Regions from separate parts of the Homo sapiens genome. Here all the other regions are linked to region 1. A link is a loop called in an ENCODE intact Hi-C map of the cell type or tissue named here. Cell type or tissue: B cell. All regions are shown on one strand. Links, peaks and the distances in the headings refer to the core of each region. The heading gives the core; the rest is flanking DNA. Region 1 holds the start of MOB1A (MOB kinase activator 1A). Region 2 holds the start of TET3 (tet methylcytosine dioxygenase 3). Region 3 overlaps DGUOK-AS1 (DGUOK antisense RNA 1).

The links. Hi-C counts contacts between places; a loop is a spot of excess contacts. Peaks named below come from ENCODE experiments on the same cell type or tissue, not always from the same donor. Only the 100,000 strongest peaks of a DNase experiment are listed, where the experiment ranks them.
Region 2: a loop joins it to region 1, with 17 times the contacts of the local background. A loop is called at or near these places in 3 of 110 quality-filtered maps.
Region 3: it touches region 1 in a loop (2.9-fold over the local background); 3 of 110 quality-filtered maps call a loop at or near these places.

Annotation. Positions count from the first base shown.
Region 1 is chr2:74,175,129-74,183,175 of GRCh38, forward strand. It overlaps MOB1A (MOB kinase activator 1A), which reads right to left and starts at 3,751. Exons shown (of 6, transcript NM_018221.5): 1 at 3,533-3,751. The coding sequence starts at 3,546. RefSeq lists silencers at 1,411-1,603, 3,323-3,512 and enhancers at 2,776-3,459, 6,548-6,687, 6,698-6,827. In B cell, for the core only: CTCF peaks have their summits at 4,052 (motif pointing left) and 4,258; DNase peaks (open chromatin) are centred at 3,383 and 3,803; H3K4me3 peaks cover 3,079 bases; H3K27ac peaks cover 3,484 bases.
Region 2 is chr2:73,981,881-73,987,960 of GRCh38, forward strand. It overlaps TET3 (tet methylcytosine dioxygenase 3), which reads left to right and starts at 3,030. Exons shown (of 12, transcript NM_001287491.2): 1 at 3,030-3,277; 2 at 4,100-4,826. The coding sequence starts at 4,524. RefSeq lists enhancers at 1,406-2,329, 4,223-4,452 and silencers at 2,503-3,192, 2,951-3,149, 3,573-3,742. In B cell, for the core only: no CTCF peak of the experiment used is centred there; DNase peaks (open chromatin) are centred at 1,863, 3,031, 3,821 and 5,763; H3K4me3 peaks cover 4,222 bases; H3K27ac peaks cover 2,127 bases.
Region 3 is chr2:73,966,415-73,974,461 of GRCh38, forward strand. The region is part of intron 1 of DGUOK-AS1 (DGUOK antisense RNA 1); the gene reads right to left. It also overlaps the pseudogene RNA5SP97. Among named protein-coding and RNA genes, the nearest start is that of DGUOK-AS1, 11 kb to the right of the region's middle. RefSeq lists an enhancer at 4,628-4,797. In B cell, for the core only: no CTCF peak of the experiment used is centred there; DNase peaks (open chromatin) are centred at 4,757 and 6,567; H3K4me3 peaks cover 1,226 bases; H3K27ac peaks cover 829 bases.

The sequences.
Region 1 (8,047 bases), core at 1,304-6,303:
CTCACAGGAGCGTGAACACTACTGTGAACTGTGCATGCAAGGGATCTAAATTGCATGTGCCTTATGAGAATCTAAAGCCTGATGATCTGTCACTCTCTCCCATTACCCCCAGATGGGATTGTCTAGTTGCTCAGAGCTCCCACTGATTATACATTATGATGAGTGGTAGAATTATTTCATTATATATTCCAATGTCATAATAGAAATAAAGTGCACAATCAATGTAATGCATTTGAATCATCCAGAAACCATCTCCCCAACCAGATCTGTGGAAAAATTGTCTTCCACAAAACTGGTCCCTGGTGCCAAAAAGGTTAGGGACCACTGGACTAGGGTACAGAGAAACTAGTATTTTAATACACTACTGGTGAAAGTATAAAGTGTAACATTTTGGGAGGGCAATATGGTAGTATCTATTAATACTGAAAAGCTCCTCAAGCCATCCATTCTACTTCTAAATATCTCCTCTAGATATGGATAAGAATTTTTTTCCAAGATTGTTTTTAATAGGGAGAAACCTAGAAGCAATCCTCAAGTTTATCAGTAGAGGATTGAATTAAAGTATGGTACATCCATATCATGGAATATTGTATAGAAGTTAAGAAAACCAGACAGAGTACACGTATTCACAGGGAAAGATCTAATACATGGTTAAACATAATACACAACCAAACGTACAGCAGGAGCCCATTTTGTAAATACATAGAAAATATCAAAAACTAAACTCATCAAAACTGGTGATTACTTCTAGGAAGAGGAATGGAATAGAACTATGGACTTTTACTTTACCTGAGTAATTTGGAATTTAAATAAGACTGATTAAGAAGTAAAAAAGAGCCGGGTGCAGTGGCTCACACCTGTAATCCCAGCACTCTGGGAGGGCAAGGCGGGTGGATCACTTGAGGTCAGGAGTTTGAGACCACCCTGACCAACATAGTGAAACCCCGCCTCTACTACACACACACACACACACACACACACACACACACACACACAAACTAGCCGGGCGTGGTGGCAAGTGCCTGTAATCCCAGCTACTTGGGAGGCTGAGGCAGGAGAATTGCTTGAACCCGGGATGCAGAGGTTGCAGTGAGCTGAGATCGCACCACTGCACTCCAGCCTAGGCAACAGAGTGAGACCCTGTCTCAAAAAAAAAAAAAAAAAAAAAAAGGAGGTAAAAAAGAATGATGAAAACACTAAAAATCATATCTGAAAAGTTTTTAACATGATAAAAAAAACTATATTGAACAAGGAAGAAAATATTTGCAAATCATAGATGTGATAAAGACTTGTATCTAGAATGTATAAAGAAGTCCTACAACTCAAAAAGACAGCCCAATTTAAAAACAGGCAAGGCCGGGCGCAGTGGCTCACGCGTGTAATCCCTGCACTTTGGGAGGCCGAGGTGGGCGGATCACTAGGTCAGGATATTGAGACCATCTTGGCTAACACGGTGAAACCCCGTCTCTACTAAAAACACAAAATATTAGCCAGGCATGGTGGCAGGCGCCTGTAGTCCCAGCTACTTGGGAGACTGAGGCAGGAGAATGGCGTGAACCCGGGAGGCGGAGCTTACAGTGAGCCGAGATTGAGCCACTGCACTCCAGCCTGGGCGACAGAGCAAGACTCTGTCTCAAAAAAAAAAAAAAAGAAAATTAACAAGTGCTATGAGAGGTGTGGGGAAATTGGACCCCTCATAGAGTACTTATGGGAATGTAAAATGGTGCAGCACTTTGAAGTTTGGCAGTTCCTCAAAAGGTTAAACATAGTTACCACTTAAGCCAGCAATTCTGCTCCTAAGTATATACCCAAGAGATATGAACACATACATCCACGCAAAAACCTGTCACATATGTTCACAGCAGCATTATTCATAATGGCCAAAAAGCGGGAACAACTCAAGTGTCCATCAAGAAGGCCAAGTTTTAAAAAAAGAAAGTCTCGGCCGAGTGCGGGAGTGGATCATCTGAGGTCAGGAGTTCGAGACCAGCCTGGCCAACATGATGAAACCCAGTCTCCACTAAAAATACAAAAATGAGCCAGGTGTGGTGGCCGGCGCCTGTAATCCCAGCTACTCGGGAGTGTGAGGCAGGAGAGTCGCTTGAACCCGGGAGGCAGAGGTTGCAGTGAGCCGAGACCGTGCCATCCCCGGAGGCAGAGGTTGCAGTGAGCCGAGACCGTGCCATTGCACTCTAGCCTGGAGGACAGAGCGAAACTCCGTCTCAAAAAATAAAAAAAAAGAAAAAGTCTCGTATTAAGGTCCACAAAGCAACTGTGCATTCACTAATTAAATATCAACTCGTAAGAAAAAAGTGGAGGAGGGAGGAATACTTCTATTAATATGGAAGTTAAATCTAAATCATACAGGCTTTTTGACAAGGTAATCGTATTTTAGAGACCATTCATTTACGAGAATAACCCAAAGGAAGGAAAATGAGACGCAGATAAACATATTCTGAGTAGTGCTATTTTATAATAGTAAATACTGGAAGGAATCCCAGTTTCTCACAATAAAGTGGGTAAACTCTGGTTATAAAAAATAAAAAAAAAACTATATAGTGTTTTTATATTGTATTTAATAAAAATGTCAAGCATGTGGATTACATCCATAACTAAAATTGGATAATTATTCAATCACAAAACACACATTTAAGCAATATACAAGGTAGAGAGAGACACCTGAGAATAAAAAATACTGTGCCAGAGCAATGCTTCTCAAACCTTAATGTGCATAAGAATCATCAGGGAATTTACAAGCTTTTTCATTTTAGCCTTGTTTGGTTGGGCTCAGGCATTATCTCTAAAATGAGATTCTAAGGTATGCCTATCAAGTTAATTGCTGTAGTGCACTAAAATGGCAATACTGTGTTTCTGCAATGGGACTATGAATTTGTTTTAACTTTCCAAATTATTTATAATACTGCAATGTACTATATAATAATGCTGTATGGTATATTACATAATGATTAAAAACACAGGATTCTACCGAGGACAAGAGAAGTTGGTTAAAATCAAAGCCAGTAAGTGGGCAGAATCAGAACTGGACAGAACGATCCGACTCCAAGGCCAGCATCTTAACTTCAAGCTTCTCAAACTGCGGCAACGCACATTCTCCTGGGGCGGCATTTAACACCGACAATAATGAAACTGGACCTATAACCGAGCAACGAGTTAAGTCGGCAAGGACGGTTTCTAGAAGCTCGAGACAAGAGAAACTGGGGGCTCGCGGCTCCGCCCCCAGATCGTCTCCCCGCCCTCGGGGGCGCTCGGGCGGAAAAGTTTGGAGGCGCGACGGCCCCGGGGCCTTTCTACTCCCCAGCCTTCACGCTCCGTTTCCTTTACTTCGACCTTCATCTCTGTCGGCCTCTCCCAACATCTCGGCCTCCCCCGCGGACCCGAACAGAGGCAAAACAAACGCCAGCTACCCCGCCCCCGCCTCGGCCCCCAGGCCGAGCCCTCGCCTCAGGTCCGGGGAGGCCTCCCCCACAACCTCGGCCCGCAGGCCCGGCGCCCGCGGCCCGACCCCACTCACAAGAGGAAGCTCATCTTCGGTCCTCAGAGGGGAGGCGAGGGGCCCCTGGCCCCCGCCTGGATCAGGATTCGGAGCTGGCTAGAGGGAGCGGACCGTCCTTAGCTCACGGGCAGCGGAAGCCGGGCCGCCGCCGCTCGGAGCCGGGTTTCTGGCCGCTGCGAGCCTTTGCAAACCTCGGCGCCCGCCTTGCCCGCCTACCCCACCTCGCAGACCCGAAATGCGGAACCAACAAAATCTCGCGAGCTAAGGTTTCGCTGCGCCGGGAGGGACTTGTCGCGCCCCCTTTCGCTCCGCCTCGTCCTAGAACTCGGCCAATCATCGCTCTCCAAGCCAGGACCTCCCTCCCCCGGAGGCGTGGCGAGGATGGCGGTCCTGCGGAAGGGGCAGTGGCTGGTCCTGCTCTTAGAGTATCTTGGTGCTGCTGGGTTTCGATCCCGCTCCCTAGGTTATGCAGGGACCTCTATAAGCGCTGCGTACTCCTGCAATTTTTAAAATTGTTAATTTAATTTTTACTTGAAATATATTCACATAGCATAAAATCTGTCCTTTAAACATGTACCCTCTAGTGGTCTTTTTCGGTTTTTTCTTTCTTTTTTTTTTTTTTTTCTGAGGTGTCTCGCTCTGTCGCCCAGACTGGAGTTCACAGTTCACTGCAGCCTGGACTTCCTGGGCTTAAGTGATCCTCTCGCCTCAGCCTCCCGAGTAGCTGAGACCACAGGTGCCTGCCACCACGCCCGGCTAATTTTCTCAAAGTTTTTGCAGAGACGAGCGTCTCACTGTGTTGCCCAAGCTGGTCTTGGACTCCTGAGCTCAAGGGATCCTCCTGGTTTGACCTCCCAAAATGCTGGGATCACAGGTGTGAGCCACTGCCTCCGGCTTTGTTTATGTTTTCAAAGTGTGCCAACCATCAGCACTAATTTTTTTTTTTTTTTTGACAGAGTCTCACTTTGTAACCCAGGCTGGAATGCAGTGGTGCAATCTCGGCCCGTTGCAACCTCTGCCTTCCAGATTCAAGTGATTCTCATGCCTCAGCCTCCCGAGTAGCTGGGATCACAGTCGTGCGCCACCACACCCGTCTAATTTTTGTATTTTTTTTTTTTTTTTTTTTTAGTAAAGACGGGGTTTCGCCATGTTGGCCAGGCTGGTCTCGGTCTTGAACTCCTGACCTCAAGTGGTCCACCCGCCTCGGCCTCCCAAAGCTGGGATTACAGGCGTGAGCCACCGCGCCCAGCCTAACCATAATTTTAGGCCATTTTCATCACCCCGAAAAGAAACCCCATACCTATTAGCAGTTACTCTTTATTACCCACCTCCCTCCTCCCAACCCCTGGCAACCACTACTCTACTTTCTATTTCCATGGATTTACCTAATCTGGACATTTCATATACACTGTGAATGGAAGCATACATTATGTGGTCTTTTGTGACTGACTTCTTTCACTTAGCATAATGTTTTAAAACGCACCCATATTGTAGCATGTATCAAAGCTTCATTACTGGCCAGGCACAGTTGTGGCTTACGCCTGTAATCCCAGCACTTTGGGAGTCTGAGGCTGGCGGATCACTTGAGCTCAGGAGTTCGAGACCAGCCTGGGCAACATGGTGAAACCCCGCCTCTACAAAAACACAAAAATTAGCCAGGCGTAATGGTGTGTGCCAGTGGTCACAGCTATTCGGGAGGCTGAGGCGGGAGGATTCCTTGAGTCCAGGAGATGGAGGCTGCAGTGAGCCAAGATGGCGCCACTTCACTCCAGCCTGGGTGACAGAGCCAGATCCTGTCTCTAAAACAAAAAAAAAAAAAAGAAAAAAGAAAAAAACTTTATTTCTTTCTATGGATGAGTAATATTCCATTATGTGAATATACCACATTCTGTTTACCCATTCATCTGTTGAGGAACATTTGGGTTGTTTCCACTTTTTGTCTATTATTAATAATGCTGTCGTGAACATTCATGTACAGGCTTTTGTGTGGTATTAATGCCAAGTGACAGCCAAGCAACGCCTTCATTCCACCATGGTGGAATGAAGAAAACAAAAGGAAAATAGTGGGAGACTTCAGTCATAGCTCAGCAAATGGTGGTGCAGGGTGCTCAATGTAAAGGAGTTTGCCCTGTACCTGACTGCACAATGTTCATGTTTCCAGTAATTTTATTTCATTCATATATCACTTGTCACATTAAGTTAATGATGTTAGGGCACATGAGACTGTATTAAATTATATTTACTATTTCTTGAATATATTTTTCAGTCAGTTATGTAAAGCAAATTTACATACTCTTTTTCCTCCCCTGAAAAAAATAAATTAATAATTTTAATTTTTTAAACTTTTGTAGTTTTTTGGAATTTGATTTATAAATAAATGCGATTTGATATCGCTATATGGAAGTTACAAATATAGGAACACAGATTTAGGCCGGGCGAGGTGGCTCACACCTGTAATCCCAGCACTTTGTGAGGCTAAAGTGGGCAGATCACTTGAGCTCAGGGGTTTGGGACCAGCCTAGGCAACATGGCAAACCCCCATCTCTACAAAAAAAAAAAAAGATAGCCGGGTGTGGGGGTGCACGCCTATAGTCCCAGCTACTTGGGAAGCTGAGGCGGGAGGATGGGTTGAGCCCTGGAGGTAGAGGCTGCAACGAGCCGAGATCACACCACTGTACTCCAGCCTGGGTGACAAAAGTGAGGCCCTGTCTCAAAAAAAAAAAAGAAAAAAGGTACATCTATTTATACTTCTGTGGTAATTTATATTACTTAAATAATATCATAAAAACAATTTCCAAATAACATGGGAAAAAAGAAATTCATGAAAGGTTTCCCTCTTTCAATGGTATTTTTCTTCAAGTTGAAGAATCACTGAGGATAGAAGTCCAGCTATTTATAAGAAAAACCTTTCAGGATGGCTAAATTTGGTTGGGGTAGCAGGGAGGGAGGATTTCAGGGTTAGGGAAAAATCCTCAATCAATATTTAAGCACGATATCAACATAGTTCACTTAGATATCAAAGATAAGATTTTTCCAGTAAAAGAGAGAAAAAGAAATTGTTCATTGCTAATTGCTACAGGACAATTTGTTCCCTACCAGACAAGGTCTATACAAAGACCGAAGAAGTTTTATTCACTTCTTGGCTTAGCCGGCCAGAGATCACTGCACACCATCTGGTCACAGCAGATGCTGAAAGCAGAAGCTAAGCGGCAAATTATGAGGCCTCCAGGACTAGATCTTCTGAACCTCTCCCCACCCGCCTTTCATCACACACAGTTCCCCTTTCTAGCTCCCTGAGGCAGGATTTGCAACTCTGCATTTTCATTCTGTGTAAGTGCCCATCCTATCATTTGCAAAACTCCCGTTTTACCCTAACAACCTCACCCACACAGGGCATCTTCCCACTTTGGTCGCAGTAACGTTCCTGCCCCTCCCAGCCAGTTGGTGCTGTTGGGAGCTCAAGCTTTTTTTTTTTTTTTTAAACAAAAACAAACAAACAAAAAACTCTACTCCTGTGACAGATTAAGGAATTTTAATCTTTGTCACAAATAGGTGAAGAGAAACAAACAGTAAAGTTGCTAACCAGCCTGGGCAACATGGTGAAACCCCTTCTCTACAAAAAATACAAAAATTAGCTGGGCATGGTGACTTGAGTCTGTAGTCCCAGCTACTCTGGAGGCTGAGGTGGGAGGATCCCTTGAGCCCAGGAAGTCCAGGCTGCAGTGAAAGGAGACTGTGCCACTGCACTCCAGCCTGGGCATCAGAGAGAGACCCTGCCTCAAAAAAATAAAAATAAAATAAAATAAGTTGGTAAGCTGTCCCTGTCCATTATCTCAGTACTCAGGTTGCAGACTTTGCAGACTGTGAAGGAGAAATCCCAATTTATCAGAAATCAAAAACTCACTCAGCGGCTGGGCATGGTCGCTTACGCCTGTAATCCCAGCACTTTGGGAGGCCAAGGTCGGCAGATCACTTGAAGCCAAGAGTTCGAGACCAGCCTGGCCAACATGGTGAAACCCCCATCTCTACTAAAAATACAAAAATTAGCCGGGCGTGGTGGCGTGCACCTGTGGTCCCAGCTACTAGGGAGGCTGAGGCAGGAGAATCACTTGAACCCTGGAGGCGGAGGTTGCAGTGAGCCGAAATCGCACCACTGCACTCCAGCCTGGACGACAGAGCCAGACTCTGTCTCAAAAAAAACAGAAAAAGAAAAAAAAATACAAAAATTAGCCAGGCATAGTGGCGTGTGCCTGTAGTCCCAGCTGAGGCTGGGAGGCTGAGGCACGAGAATCACTTGAACCCAGTAGGCAGAGGCTGCAGTGAGCTGAGATCATACCACTGCACTCCAGCCTGGGTGACTGAGCAAGACTCTGACTCAAAAATGAAATAAAATAGGCCAGGCGCGGTGGCTCACGCCTGTAATCTCAGCACTTTGGGAGGCCGAGGTGGGCGGATCACCTGAGGTCGGGAGTTCGAGACCAGCCTGACCCACATGGAGAACCCCATCACTACTAAAAATACAAAATTAGCCGG
Region 2 (6,080 bases), core at 1,081-6,080, 190 kb before region 1:
GCTGGAGAACCAGAAGGCAGGACCTGAGGAGTTTAGGCTGTTTTATCTTGGGCGCCCCTGACCAGTTTGTGCAAGTCGTAAAGAAAGCAGGAAAGAAGCCTATGGGTCTTCAGTGTTACTGGGGTCTGTCATTCATTAGGGTCTACTCACCTCGTCTCTTCATTCAACACAGTGGTTGGTTGCTAGGTCTAGGGTTATGAGGTGAAAGACAGCGTGCTACCCTTCCAGGAGTTTGTAGTAACTGGGAAAGAAACATGCAAACCATTCCAGTGCCCAGCGCCGATGAGATAACTGTTCCTAGGCAGGGAGAGTCAAACTTCTGTGGAGGGAGAGTGGGTGGGGCTCTGGAATCATCTGAGCAGCTGGAGGTTTCATGGAACTGGCACTTATGACTTGCAGGATGAGTGGGAATTTGGCAGGTACAAGGGGTAGCTGAGAAGGGGTGGGGTGGGAAGGGTTTTTCCCCAGGCAGAAGGAATGAGCAACAGGACTGCCGAAGTGTAAGGTTCCAGAGGCCGGGAAGATATGACAGGCAGCTCTCTAGCCTGGCTGGGTTCCCTCCAACCTCTCTGGCGGCGCCTTCTCAGCTCCTGTCCCTCATGGGCTGGTATTCCCTGGGGCTCTGTCCTGGCAGCCTTTCCCTCTCACACTCCATATCCACCCTGGATGAGCTCCTCCACAACTGAGGCCTCGCTGTCTGCTCACTGATGGGGCCCAAATCTCAAACCCAGGCCTCACCCCCTCAGTTGCACACTCACTTTCACACGAATGTCTCCATCCCCAGGCATCCTTCCTTCTGCATTTTGTCACAGTGAATGGCACCAGCATTCACCCAGTTACCTAAACGAGAGGGCTTTATGAAATGACCCTCTCATAGATTGCTGGCAAAGAGTAAATGACACAGTAACTTGCTGGTGCCATTTACCCAGACAGAATACAAGAGGATGGCTGCTGGGCTCCTCTGAAAGTCCACAACTTACTAGCTGAGTGATCCTGGGCAAGTTATTTAATCTGTTTTCTTATCCATAAAATGGGTTTGATGATAGTACCTACCTCACAAGGTTGTCATATGGATTAAACAATATTAGTTGTTGTCATTCATTGAGCCCTATATTAAGTCTTTTACTTGGATTCCCTTGAAGATGGAGTACCTAGTCCAAGGTCACACTGTTACCAAGTGGCAGATTCAGGTTTGGAAGCCAGAGTTCTCTGGCTCCTGAGCCATCTTCTTCACCTCACTGTCACACTTTCTGAAAACTGTATACCAAACAGGGAAATGCCTATGGTACAATGTTAAGTTAAAAGAGGATGGCAAATTGTATAATCAGTGTGAGTAAATCCACAAATAGGAAAGGCTACAAGGAAATATAGCAAATGGTTAAATATGGTTGTAATTTGGTGATTTTTCCCCTCTAGTATCTGTAGTCTCCACGTCTTCTTTATACACATTTTTTATTAATAAAGTTGCTTATTAAAAATATATTACATTAAAAACAATTACGAGTCTGCAACCTGTTCCCCTGTTTGAAAATTGCACTCTCTTGGTTTTTCGTCTCGGTTCTAGTCTTACTACCCTGAACAGAAACTCTTCAGTCCTCCCAAAGGCCATGGTAGGAAGTGGATATTGCAGCCATGTTCACCCCCACCCACTCCCTCGCTGACAACCTGGACCCTGGAGCAGGCTGTCAAAATCAGAGGGAAGTTCCAGATAGAACCCGGGCTGCTTTACCGCCTAGGGCTTTCTGGACAGCGCTACTTCAGATCAGTTACTTTTTTTTCTTTCTTTCTAAATAGCCGGCCGAATGCTCTTTTTCCAGTTCTGGCTAAGCTGTTAGCTGCAGCCGGGCGGCGACGCCTGCCAGGTACCTGGCTCCGTGAGCACCGCCCAAACTGGTCAGGCCAGTCCGTCCTGTGGCTGTTTCTGCCAGGACTCGCCCGAGTGTGTGTGTGCGCGTGTATGTCAGAGACCCACCCTGCTCCCCTGCAACCGAGGTAGGTGGAAGGCAGTTGCAGGCACCAGCCTGGCAGTCAGGCCAGATGGGTGGGGCTGAATTAATCTAACCTGGAATTTCAACTTGGCCTGCACAACAGGTGAGGGAAAAAAGCAGCAGAGAGAACGGGCAGTTTGGCAACTTGGAAATATTCCTGAGCCCTGCCCCTTACCCCCTGCCTGGAACGTAGCCCAGGGTGACTCTTCAAAGTGTCTGCGCCGGGTTTTAGGGCTTAGTCGCCCCACGGCCCCCTCGAGGCTGTCCGAGGCCCTCCTGAACGCTGTCCTCCTCAGTTACCCTCCGCGACGCGCCCGTTCCCCCTCCTCTGGGAGGCAGGGCGGGGGTATCGGATTAGTCTTTGTTTTCGACGCGAAAGAATCGAGCGCGGCGCGGGGGAGGCTGGTGATGGCAGGGCCGTGGGGTCCACCTGGACAGGGCATTCGGCCGTGACCCCTGCGAGGGTGCCCTTAGCCTCTGCCCCCGAGCAACCCCTTCTTGCCGGCCAGGCTGACTCGGTACGCAAACGCGCGATGTCCCCCATTGTCCTGCCTCGGAATGAGCCAGCGGCAGCTGGGACAGGGGGGTCAGTCGGGCCCGGCGCTCAGGCCTCCCGGGGGCGCCGGGGCTGTCCCGGACAGATCTGGCCCGCAGGGAGTGGCAGGAAGTGGGGACACCGAGCGAGGCTCGGCCGAGGGCCTAGGCTGGAAGGTCCGCGTGCCCCACCCCGCCTCGCCGGCCCCGGCTGCAGCCCCGCCGGAGGGCGAGGGTGGCCAACCCGAAGGGGGCGGCCGCCTCCCGGGAGGGCCGACCGCGTGGGTGGGAGCCACTGCAGGTGCAGAGAAGCGGCGGCCGGGCCGGAGCCTGCCCCAAGCCGCTCGCAGGCCGCCCACCCGACCCCTCCCCTCCGCGGGAACCACCCCCCTCTCGCCCGGCCCGGGGCCCGGCCGGGCCGGCGGGGCTCGGCGGGGCCGCACGTGTGCGCCCTCCCGGGCGGGGGAGTCCCCGGGCGAGCACGTGCCGCGGTGCGCGGGGGGCGGGGAGTCCCGCGGACGCCTTCATTGCTGCTGCTGCTGCCGCCGCGGCCGCCGCTGCCTCTTCCTTCCTCCTGCGCCGTCCCCTCCTCGGCCCGGGCGGGGGGCTCCGCGCGCTGAGCTCGGTCGGGCCGGGCGCTCCGGGAGGCGGGAGCCCCAGGCGGCGGCGGCGGCGGCCGCGACGGTGGTGGCGGCGGCGGCGCGGGCCGGGAAACTTTGCCCCTTTGTGCGCTCCGCCCCGGAGGCGGCGGGCAGGTCGGTGCAGTCGGTGCCTTTCCGGCTCCGGAGTGGGGGAGGGGCGGCGGGAGGCGCGGGGGGCCCGGCCCGGGGGAGGGGGAGGGGACGGCCCGGATCCGGCGGGGGGCCGCTCCTCCGGTGCGGGGGGCCGGACTGGGGTGCTGCGGGGCGCTGTGCGGCTGAGCCGGGCGGGGGTGGCGGGGCGGGGGCGGGGGCTGCGAAGCCGCCGGAGCGGAGTGGCGGAGGCCCCAGAACAAAGGAGCCCGAGCGGCGGCGCGCGCGCGGCCCGGCCCGCGGCTCGAGCGCGCCCCCCTCCCCGCGCCCCTCGGCGGCGCGGGCCGCCCTCCCCAGTCGGGCTGGCGGGCTGCGCTCCGGCGGCGGGCGCGGCGGGCGCGGGCTGCCCAGGGCGCGCCCCCACCTCCAGGCGGCTTCCGTGCCGGGGGCGCCGGGGCAGTCCCGCCGAGCGAGGCTCTCAGCAAACTTTATTTTGAAAGCTCAGCTCCCTAGGGAGGGCCCGGCGGCCTCCAGCCAGGGCGTGTGGGGGAATTTTGGTGAAACTCTCACCAGCCCGTGGGGGTGGGGAAGAGGGCAACTTTCTTAGAAATCTCACCTTGATCACCCCCTTGAATCCAGGGCCCCCAGCAGCCCTCAGGCCCGAGGCCGCCTCCCTCAGACAGGGAGCGGGTGCTGGGTGCGTCCTGCCTGAGGTTCTGGGCAGGACCTCAATTGAGCAAGCCCCATCTCTTCCCCCATTTTCTCTTCCCAGAAACAGGAAGAAGTGACACGTGAAAGTTGTCCCTGAGCCCCGAGTGATGCGCTTCCCCTTTCTGTCTTTTTCAGGCAGCACTGCCTTCTCCAGCGTCCAGACCCTGGAGGAAAAATACCAGGAGAAACTGCTCACTCAGCTCTGCCCCCACCACACCCCTACCTGCTCAACTCATGCCTGGGTCCAGGGTGGGTGAGGGTGAAGAACCCACCGGGCCAAGATGATCCCTTTTCTGAGGGCTGCTGCTGGTGTCCTCCCCCAGATCCTGGGCCCCAGCAGGTGGGAGAGTGGCCCCCTACGGAGTCCGATCAGACTGCTGCAGAGGAGGTGAAGAGGGGTTGAGAAGAGGCATCCATCCACGAGACTGAAGCCACTTGCCTTCACCCTTGTAGACTCTTGACTGTTCTAGGCGAGAAGGACCTGTTGGTGGCCTTTGGAGGTGGCAGGAAACGACTGTGGTTCTGCCCCAGCACCTATGACCCCACCTCTGGCAGCATCATGAGCCAGTTTCAGGTGCCCCTGGCCGTCCAGCCGGACCTGCCAGGCCTTTATGACTTCCCTCAGCGCCAGGTGATGGTAGGGAGCTTCCCGGGGTCTGGGCTCTCCATGGCTGGGAGTGAGTCCCAACTCCGAGGGGGTGGAGATGGTCGAAAGAAACGGAAACGGTGTGGTACTTGTGAGCCCTGCCGGCGGCTGGAAAACTGTGGCGCTTGCACTAGCTGTACCAACCGCCGCACGCACCAGATCTGCAAACTGCGAAAATGTGAGGTGCTGAAGAAAAAAGTAGGGCTTCTCAAGGAGGTAAGCCGGCCCTTGCTGGGCTACCCTGTTCCTTCCTCGAGGGCACGGTGATCACGGGGGTCTTGTTCAAGCAAGGCTCGTCCAGTTGAGTCCATTCTCTCATTTCTGATCCTCTTGGTCCAACTTTAAGTAGGAGTGTAACTGACATGTTTGGACTCCTTTGCAGGGCTGACAATTTGTATGAGTAACTGGGTAGAAGGGGGATCTGAGCTAGCACCCTCATCTCTGATGTTTGCATTTGAGGCGGGACTGTGATGTCTACCTTTACCTCTAGAAGTTTCTTGTCCTGCTGCTTGAAGCCTCAGATGTTGTATTTCAAGCTCATGCTAATGCTTGGATGACTTGGTCAGTGAGGGTGTAAGATAAGAGATGGAGGCTGATGGATTTGGAGACAAAGTTTTGGATTGACAGGGTGGTTTTATGATGCCCTGATGGAGTGGGATGTTTCTTTCATCGTTTTTCTCAGATGGCCAGAGAGCCAGTTGAAACTGTTGGGGAATCTAGTGACGAACTGATGTTTTGGGTTCCCCTATCTTAGTTCTTCTTGCGGTCAAAAACTTTATTTCTGTGTTCTCGGGACCTGGCACAATTCCTTGGCAGGTAGTAGGCACTCAGATACTAATTGCATGAATGGATGACATGCTTTTGAGACACTGTCAACCCCAGGGAGGTGTACTCCCTTTATTTGGGGTAGTAGGGTGGAGGAGGGAAGGAGATTTGGGGTGAGAGCAGGCAGGGTGGGAAGGAATGGGAGAGACCATGACCTTGCATTGGCCGTCTTTCCCTCCCATTATAGTGGCGGACTGCCGGCTTGAGGTTGGTGACAGCCGCGACAGCAGAGAGTTGGCAGAAGTAGGGCTGAGCGAAGTTGAGCAGCTTAGGAGGAGCGGTGTAGCCGCTGAGGTCGCTCCAGGCAGTAGAACTGGCGCTGGACAGAGACGGAGGCCTGCGCTGTCTTCGAGCTCCCCCTGGCTCTGCCATTCATTTGTCCAAGGGCCCAGACAACTCGGGCCCCCTCTCTGGGCCTGTCTTTTCCTTGGGGGAAGTGGAAGAGTTGTACTTGATGGCTTTCAAAGCCTCTTCCAGCTGGGCTGGGAGCTGCTTGCTTCTGAGGACTCGGGTCCCTGTGGCTGGCGTTGGGCTGGCAGCCCGTGCTCTGGGTTTCCCTGACCGCTGAGTGCAGAGCCTCACAGCGAGCTGGTGGGGCTGGTCCCGTGGCTAGGAAGAAAGATTCAAGTGTTGAGGACAGGGACA
Region 3 (8,047 bases), core at 1,727-6,726, 210 kb before region 1:
GTCTGCATAGAGAAACCCCATCTCTACTAAAAATACAAAATTAGCTGGGTGTGGTGGCGCATGCCTGTAATCCCAGCTGCTTGGGAGGCTGAGGCAGGAGAATCATTTGAACTCAGGAGGCGGAGGTTGTGGTGAGCAAAGATGGTGCCATTGCACTCCAGCCTGGGCAACAAAAGCGAAACTCCAACTCAAAAAAAAAAAAAAAAAGTTGGTATCCAAATGCACAGTGGTATCCTGAATTGGATCCTGGAACAGATCAAGTTCGTTAGTGGAAAATACTAGTGAAATCCAAATCAAGTCTGGAGTTTAATTGATGTAACTTGTCAGTTTTCACAAGTGTACCATGTCATGTGAGATGTTAGCATTAGGGGAATCTGGATGAGGGATACACAGAAACTCTGTGTTGTCTTTGCAATTTTTCTGTAAATCTAAAATTATTCCAAAATAAAAATCATTAAAACAATGTTGATACCTCTTAGAAGATGATGACCAGGCTCCTTAAGTGGGCTTTTGGAGCCCTCCAGCCTTATCTTTCCCCACCCCTGTGAAAGAATCCTCTGTTCTTGCTAAATGGTTTCACTTACTGTCCTCTTAACAATGTCTGTGCTCTCCTAGACTCCACTTTTGCCTTAGCCATGTACCCTGTTGGACTGATATGCCACTAGTCACAGTCCTTAATCGCAAACAGCAGGAAGTTACTGTGAACCTAAGGAAGCTTAGGTTTTAGGGTGCATCACTTGCAAGTCCCCAGGAGGGTCCACTATGGCTGTTATGAGAATGTGATTTCCCTGTCATTACTACTGCTGTCACAGAATACTCCTCATGGACCCAAGACTCTGGTAGGTACATCTGACTTGCAGAACCTAGACCACATGCCCTTGACATGCCAAGTACGTGCAAGGGAGTCTGAGAAATACAGTATCTGACATCACATCTTCGTTGTGAGAGGTGGGGTCTATCCCCAACCAAGGTGAATAAGTCCTCAGACACAGGAAGGGGAATGATTTACTAGTTCTCCAAAAAGAATGGCAGATGTTTACTACAGATGGGTTTTCTAGAACCAAATCTTCCATTAGGAACCACTGGGCTTAGGTAACATTTGTTACCTAAGCTGAAACTCCAGCTTGGTTTGGCCTGGAGACTCCATGGTACAAACTGTGTTCCTATATTTCATTCACTACACCAGAGTGAAGGGAACTTCATCTCCTGAGGACACTTGAATTAAAATCTTTCAAATGAAAAGGGCCCAGCCGTGCATGGTGGCTCACACCTGTAATCTCTTGGCACTTTCAGAGGCCAAGGCAGGTGGATCATTTAAGGTCAGGAGTTCGAGACCAGCCTGACCAACATGGTGAAACCCTGTCTCTGCTAAAAATACAAAAACAATTAGCTGGGCGTGGTTGCATGCACCTGTAATCCCAGCTACTTGGGAGTCTGAGGCAGAAGAATCGCTTGAACCTGGGAGGTGGAGGTTGCAGTGAGCTGAGATCTTGCTACTGCACTCTAGGCTGGGCTACAAGAGCAAAACTCTGTCAAAAAAAAAAAAAAAAAAAAAAGGAAGGAAGGAAGGAAAGAAAAGGGCCCATGTGCATGTCTTTAAGATCAGCTATGCAAAAGGCAACATAGGAAAGGTTATATCCTACTGTGAAGCTGGGAGTATTCCCCAAGGCAAGAAAGGTTTCTGGGAGAAGACCCTGTATTATTCTCTTATCCAATACTAACCAGGCCCGACCCTGCTTAACTTCCAAGATCAGATGAGATCAGGTGCATTCAGGGTGGCATGACAGTAGATCCTGTATTCTCTATATCAGCAGTGACCCCATCATCCTTCCAGCCACCCAGCTAGAAAACTAGGATCCTCTGACTCCTCTCTGTCACTCATCTCCAGCAGCCAGGCAAATGTCTGGTGCTACCAATTTCCCGCTAACATTTCTCAGATCTGCCTGCTCTCCTACCTCCACTCCTAACCCAGCCCTCCCACCCAGGCTCTCTGCCTCTTGCTATGGCCTCCCCAAATCCCTACTCCACAGAGGAGCCAGAGGGCCTTGAACGCCACCAGGTGCCTCCAGAATGTGCCTTTGGCCCCCCGGGGGCCCTGAGCAAGCACACATCCTTCCAAACCCTCCTCTGCTTGTGTTTACATTAAACTCATGGTTGCCCTACCCCCCCACACACACACACTCTCATTGCTTTTGCTCATGCTGTGCGCTCTCCCTGGAGTGCCCTTCACCTCTAAGCCCCTCGGCATCCCCAATTGCCATCTTCAGGAAGCTTCTGCTGACTCTACCCTGGCTGTGTCAGGCACCTCCCTTCGAGCTCCTGTCAAATGCCTTTTGCATTTATCTGTTTTTCTTACACATAGTATTAAAATCATCTCTCTCTGTCTTTTTTTTTTTTTTTTTTTTTTTTTTGAGACGGCATCTCACTCATCGCCCAGGCTGGAGTGGTGAAGTGGTGTGATCTCGACTTAGTACAACCTCCACCCCCTGGGTTCAAGTGATTCTTCTGCCTTAGCTTCCAGAGTAGCTGGGATTACAGGTGCCCGCCACCATGCCCGCCTAATTTTTGTATTTTTAGTAGAGATGGGGTTTTGCCATGTTGGCCAGGCTGGTCTCAAACTCCTGACCTCAGGTGATCCACTCGCCTCAGCCTCCCAAAGTGCTAGGATTACAGGTGTGAGCCACCATGCCTGGTCTAAAATCATCTCTTTGTCTCTTTATTAGAGCATGGCTTATGTCTTATCCCACTTTGTATCTCCAGTGCCTGGCACATGGGAGTGGGTAATTCAATAGATACTGGACAAATGGAAAGCAGGAAGAAAGAAGAAAAAGGGACGCAGGCTGAGCCTGAGAAAGACCCCTTGCACTAAGCAATGAAACACCTCCCACACCCTTACCCCTCCATGCTGCGAGCAACATACTTGCTAACATACTTAGCTACGTACTCGCTAAGACCCAGGCCAGCTGCAGGTGGGCTCTGAGCAGCCTCTCTGACTCTGGACTAGATTACGTGACTGTAAGATCCTTAGAACGGATGGTAGAAATAGATGATGATGATGAGCCCTTTGATTCTGCCCTCAGAGCCACCCCCTCCCCCATGATCCTGGAGGCCACTTTGAATCATGAAGTGCCTCATAAAGAGAGAATTGCAAAAGACAGAAGAAGCCTCAGGCCCTGACTTCACAGAACTGCAACTTTAGCCCTGGACTCTCTCCTCAGACTTCTACATGAGAAAGCTGTAAACTACTTTTGTTTTGTTTTTTTTGAGACAGAACCTTGCTCTGTCACCGAGGCTGGAGTGCAGTGGTGCAATCTCAGCTCACTGCAACCTACACCTCCTGGTTTCAAGCTATTCTACTGCCTCAGCCTCCCGAGTAGCTGGGATTACAGGCATGTGCCACCACCATGCCTGGCCAGAAAGCTATAAACTTTGAAGCCACTGTTTAGGATTTTATCATTGTATACAATTGTGCTAATATATCCTGTGGCTCTGAGCTTGTTGCAACATTCTCTCTTGCCTAATTTGGGGCCCTGCTTGCAGTGCAGGTGTGTGCCCCATGGCTTACGACTGGGGACCCCGGACAAACGTTACCTGGTACTGGACAGCCTCTGCAGTGATAGATAGTTCCCTGGCCACCAGCGCTGGCACATGGGAGGAATCAGAGAAGGGGATTGGGAGAAACTGTATCACCCTGGGCAAGTCACTGAACATCTCTATATTTTAGGTCCCTTGCTTTGAAAGCAAGGAAGACCATCTTTAAGGTCCTGACAGTCTCCTGCTTAAAATATCCACCTTATGAATGAATAAGCAGCATGGAGTACATGGAGGACTTGGGTTTAGACATCACACAAATCTGGTTCCAAATCCTGGCTGGGCCACTCACCAGCAGCGCAACTTGGACAACTTGCCTCTCTGAGCTTCTGTTTTCCTTAAATCTGAAAATGAAACTAATTTTGCAACTATTTTTCAAGTGGTACCAAGAATTAGAAATATTGTAGACAAACTTCTGGGCAGAGTAGCCACTCAGTAAATGGAACTGGTAGGTGCATGTGAGTGGAGAGAAAGAAAGAGCTGGTGAGTGCTTCACAAAGTACAGCTGAGCTGAGCCTTGAAGGGTGAGGTGAGGACCATTCGGGCAGGTAGGGTGGGAAGGACGGTCCAAGCAGGGGAGCAGCATGGGCAAAGGAAGGAACACACAGGATGTGATGGTGAAGGGTGGGGTGCGTCGAGGTCCTTGTGGGATCAGACCTCATGCCCCTAAGCGTGATACCACTGTGGACCAAAATGAGTGCTGCTTCCAGCTAAGGAGCTTCCTGGATTACATGGCATTCTAGCTGGGCATTAAGTGAAGTAGGATTTTTAGAGCAAGACTGGGTTGAGGGTGATTTGGAGTAAACACCATAAGCAAAGGCAGGGAGCTAAGAAAAGAGCCTGTGAGGGGGTGGGGTTGGGCAGGGAGACCGCAAGGCTAGAGTAGAGGGCAATAGCAGGCAAGAAATGCTCAAATGTTTTAAATAGAGTGCTTGGCAAAGACAAGCCAGGCCAGCCAAGCCTCCATTGCTCACACTGTTGTCTTATCTGTTTCTTTCAGCATTTCTACGTAGGCTGTATCTTTGAGGCCAGAGCCCAAATGCCCGGGTCTGGAAGGAGTCTCTGAGGTCCCTTGGGAGACCCAGCAAAGGGGACCGGTGTGGGACTTCTGCTCAGAAGGTGGAGGGCTGGGAGAGCAGGCAGGCATTCACTCTGCTTCCTTCCTGCCTGGTGGCTGGCTGCATGCCCTGAACTTGACCTCAGATGACCTGCGTGTTCCCTTCAGTTTCAGTGCCAGCAGCAGTGAGCTTCATCTTTGGCTTTTTTTCTCCTTCAGAGCAGAGACTTTCTCTCTGCTCAAACTGGGTTTTTTTTGTGGTGGTGGTGGTTGTTGTTGGCTTTTTTTTTTTTGAGATGGAGTCTCGCTTTCTCACCCAGGCTGGAGTGCAGTGGTGCGATCTCAGCTCACTGCAATCTCCTCCTCCCAGGTTCAAGTGATTCTCCCACCTCAGCCTCCAGAGTAGCTGGGATTACAGGCATGCGCCACAACACCCGGCTAATTTTGTAGTTTTAGTAGAGACAGGGTTTCACCACGTCGGTCAGGCTGGTCTCATACTCCTGACCTTAAGCAATCCACCCGCCTCGGCCTCCCAAAGTGCTGGGATTACAGGTGTGAGCCACGGAGCCCGGCCTCAAACTGGTTTTTGCAGCACCAAAAATCTCCCCAGTACTTGGGCAGACCTTGCCGGTGGGGTGTCTACTGTTGTCTGCCTTTTTTCAGTTTAGAATGATGATTTTAATGGTGCTAGATCATTGTATAGGTACGTAAATAAAGACTAAGGGTGTGTTTGTACAGATGGGAGTGTGTAAGACACGTTTTTCCCAAGCAGACACAGCTAGTTAGCAGCAGAGCTGGAATAGCCCGGGTGTCCTGACACTCAAGCCAGTGCTTGCTGCCCTGCCTATGAGCTGCTTAACTCTGTACACCTCAAATGTCAGCATCTTGAAATCATTGTGTGAAAAAGTGAGTTGGGTTTCAGGCATTGTCCTTGTTAACCCACCACATGCTCAGATGTTCTGTGGTTTGGGTTGGCATGCAAAATAATTCCAAAAATGCCTGGATTTGTCCAATGTCACTGATTAGTGCTTGCTTTAGAAGACTAAGTCCAGCATTAGCCTCAGTAAGGTACAAGGAACTACCACAGTTTCTCCTTGATCAAATGCATAAGGTATAGATGTAGAATACTTATAAAGGAAAGGGACTGACTTCTAATCAACATACAGGCTAAAAATTATTATTGCCAAATAGGCTGGCGTTGCTCAAAAACCTCTTCGGAGTTGCCTTTGGAGCCAGTTTATGGGTCCCAGTAGAGCCAGGCTCTGTTCATCATTCAACAAGAACACACTGAGTGTCTGTATGTCAGGCACAGAGTACAGTGAGTAGCAAGACAGATACACATGTACCTTACAAGTGACCTTTCTACTTAAAAAATAAAATGTCTTACCTAGGTTAGACTACCACCTTAATCACCAGGTTTGGTTCTGAAAGATATTTTTGGCTGCTTTCTAAAATTAAGCTCTTCTTCAGAGGATGGAGAATAAATTCACTGATTGAAAATACTCAGAAAAAAGAGATGTAGCTTAGATAAAGGCAATCTCAAACGAGGAATTCCCAAGACATTTTAAGCTATGGTAATACAACCTCACAAGGAAACAATTTAGATAAGAATATTTATTTGGAAGTAGACATTCTGGTGTGTTTGTTAAAAGTGCAAAGGCACATTGTCAGGAGAACAAGGTTTTGACTCCTGGAGACCAGCCACTTTTCAAAGCAGGAACGACCAAATGATCTGAACCAACCCAGATCTATTGGCTGCTGTCCCCTGCTCATGAGCCCTCTGGCTAGGACTGCCCCAGGCATCCACGTTTGAGAGCACCTGCCTAAAAGATCTGCAAATCAAATCAAATTATAGGATGGACAGTTTTGAAACAAACCTGCTTATTTGCATCTGCCCCAGTGTTGTCAAGGATATTCCACTGATCAAAAGTCATTGCTATAGTCTGAATTTCCAGGTTCTAACAAGAGTACATTTGTATATGCTTTCTATTTCACACACTACTTCCTCATTTATCCTCTCCTCGAAGCCACAACTCTTGTGGTAGACATTAAATATTCTCATTTTACAGATAGACACACAAAGATTCACTTAAATTATGTGCCTAAAGGACCACTTACTAGGCTTGAAACCAGGTCTTGCCGTTCCTCCTGCAGCAGCTCCTCCAACAGGCCACAGGATCCTAAACTCCAAAACTCCTGATCACTCCTGCAAGCAGTTGTTCCCAGCCTGGCTTCACATTGGAGTCCCCACGCCTCGGGGCATGACCTGACATTGCCAAAGACCCCATGGGGTGGGCACCAGGTCCATACGACCAGAATCTCTGGAAGTGGGGCCTTGGCATTGGTATTCCTCAAGTTCTCCAAGTGATTCCTCTGTGAAAAGTCTTGGTCATTCTATTAGAGAATTATCAGAATTTGCTTCCTTCTCTCTCAAAGACCTACTTAAAGGCATTGATGGTCCACTTGTCTTCTTTTTCAAACATAATTCTCTATTTTTCAATGATAGGAATGCTACTACCTCTTTGTTGTAGAAATTTTAGGGAAAACAGGTATTAAGAAAAAAACAAAAATAATCCAGAGACCCAATGTTTATATTTTGATATATTTGCTTCCAATCCTCGTGTATATTTTATGTAATTTTTTTGAGACAGTATTTTGCTCTGTCACCCAGGCTGGAATGCAATGGCACAATCATGGCTCACTGTAGCCTCAATTTCCTGAGCTCAAAAAATCCTCTCATCTCAGCCTCCAGAGCAGCTGGGACCACAGGCACACCCACCATGTCCAGCTAATTTTTTTTTCTTTTTCTTTTTCTTTTTTTTTTCTTGTAGAGATGGGGTCTCCCTATGTCACCCAGACTGGTCTCAAACTCCTGGGCTTGAGTGATCCTCATGCCTTGACCTCCCAAAGTGTGGCAATTACAGGTGTGAGCCATGGACCTGGCCTTAATCATTCTTTAATGTGAACATTTAAGTTTATTTTAATTTAATTTTTTTTGCTGTTATAAGTCCTCCAAGAAGATCCTTGTACTTAGATCCTTATAGTCTTTGCAAAACTGAGTATTTCTATTTTGTGATCTGCCAGTTTGCTATAGTTATTAATTAATAAAGTTTTTATTTTATTTTATTTTATTTTTCAGATGGAATCTTGCTCTGTGGCCCAGGCTGGAGTGCAGTGGCACAATCTTGGCTCACTGCAACCTCCACCTCTCAGGCTCAGGCAGTTCTCCAGCCTCAGCCTCCCGAGTAACTGGAATTACAGGGGAACACCACCATGCCTGGCTAATTTTTGTATTTTTCTTTAGTAGAGACAGGGTTTCGTTTAACCATGTTGGCCAGGCTGGTCGCGAATTCCTGACCTCAGGTGATCTGCCCACGTCGGCCTCCCAAAGTTCTGGGA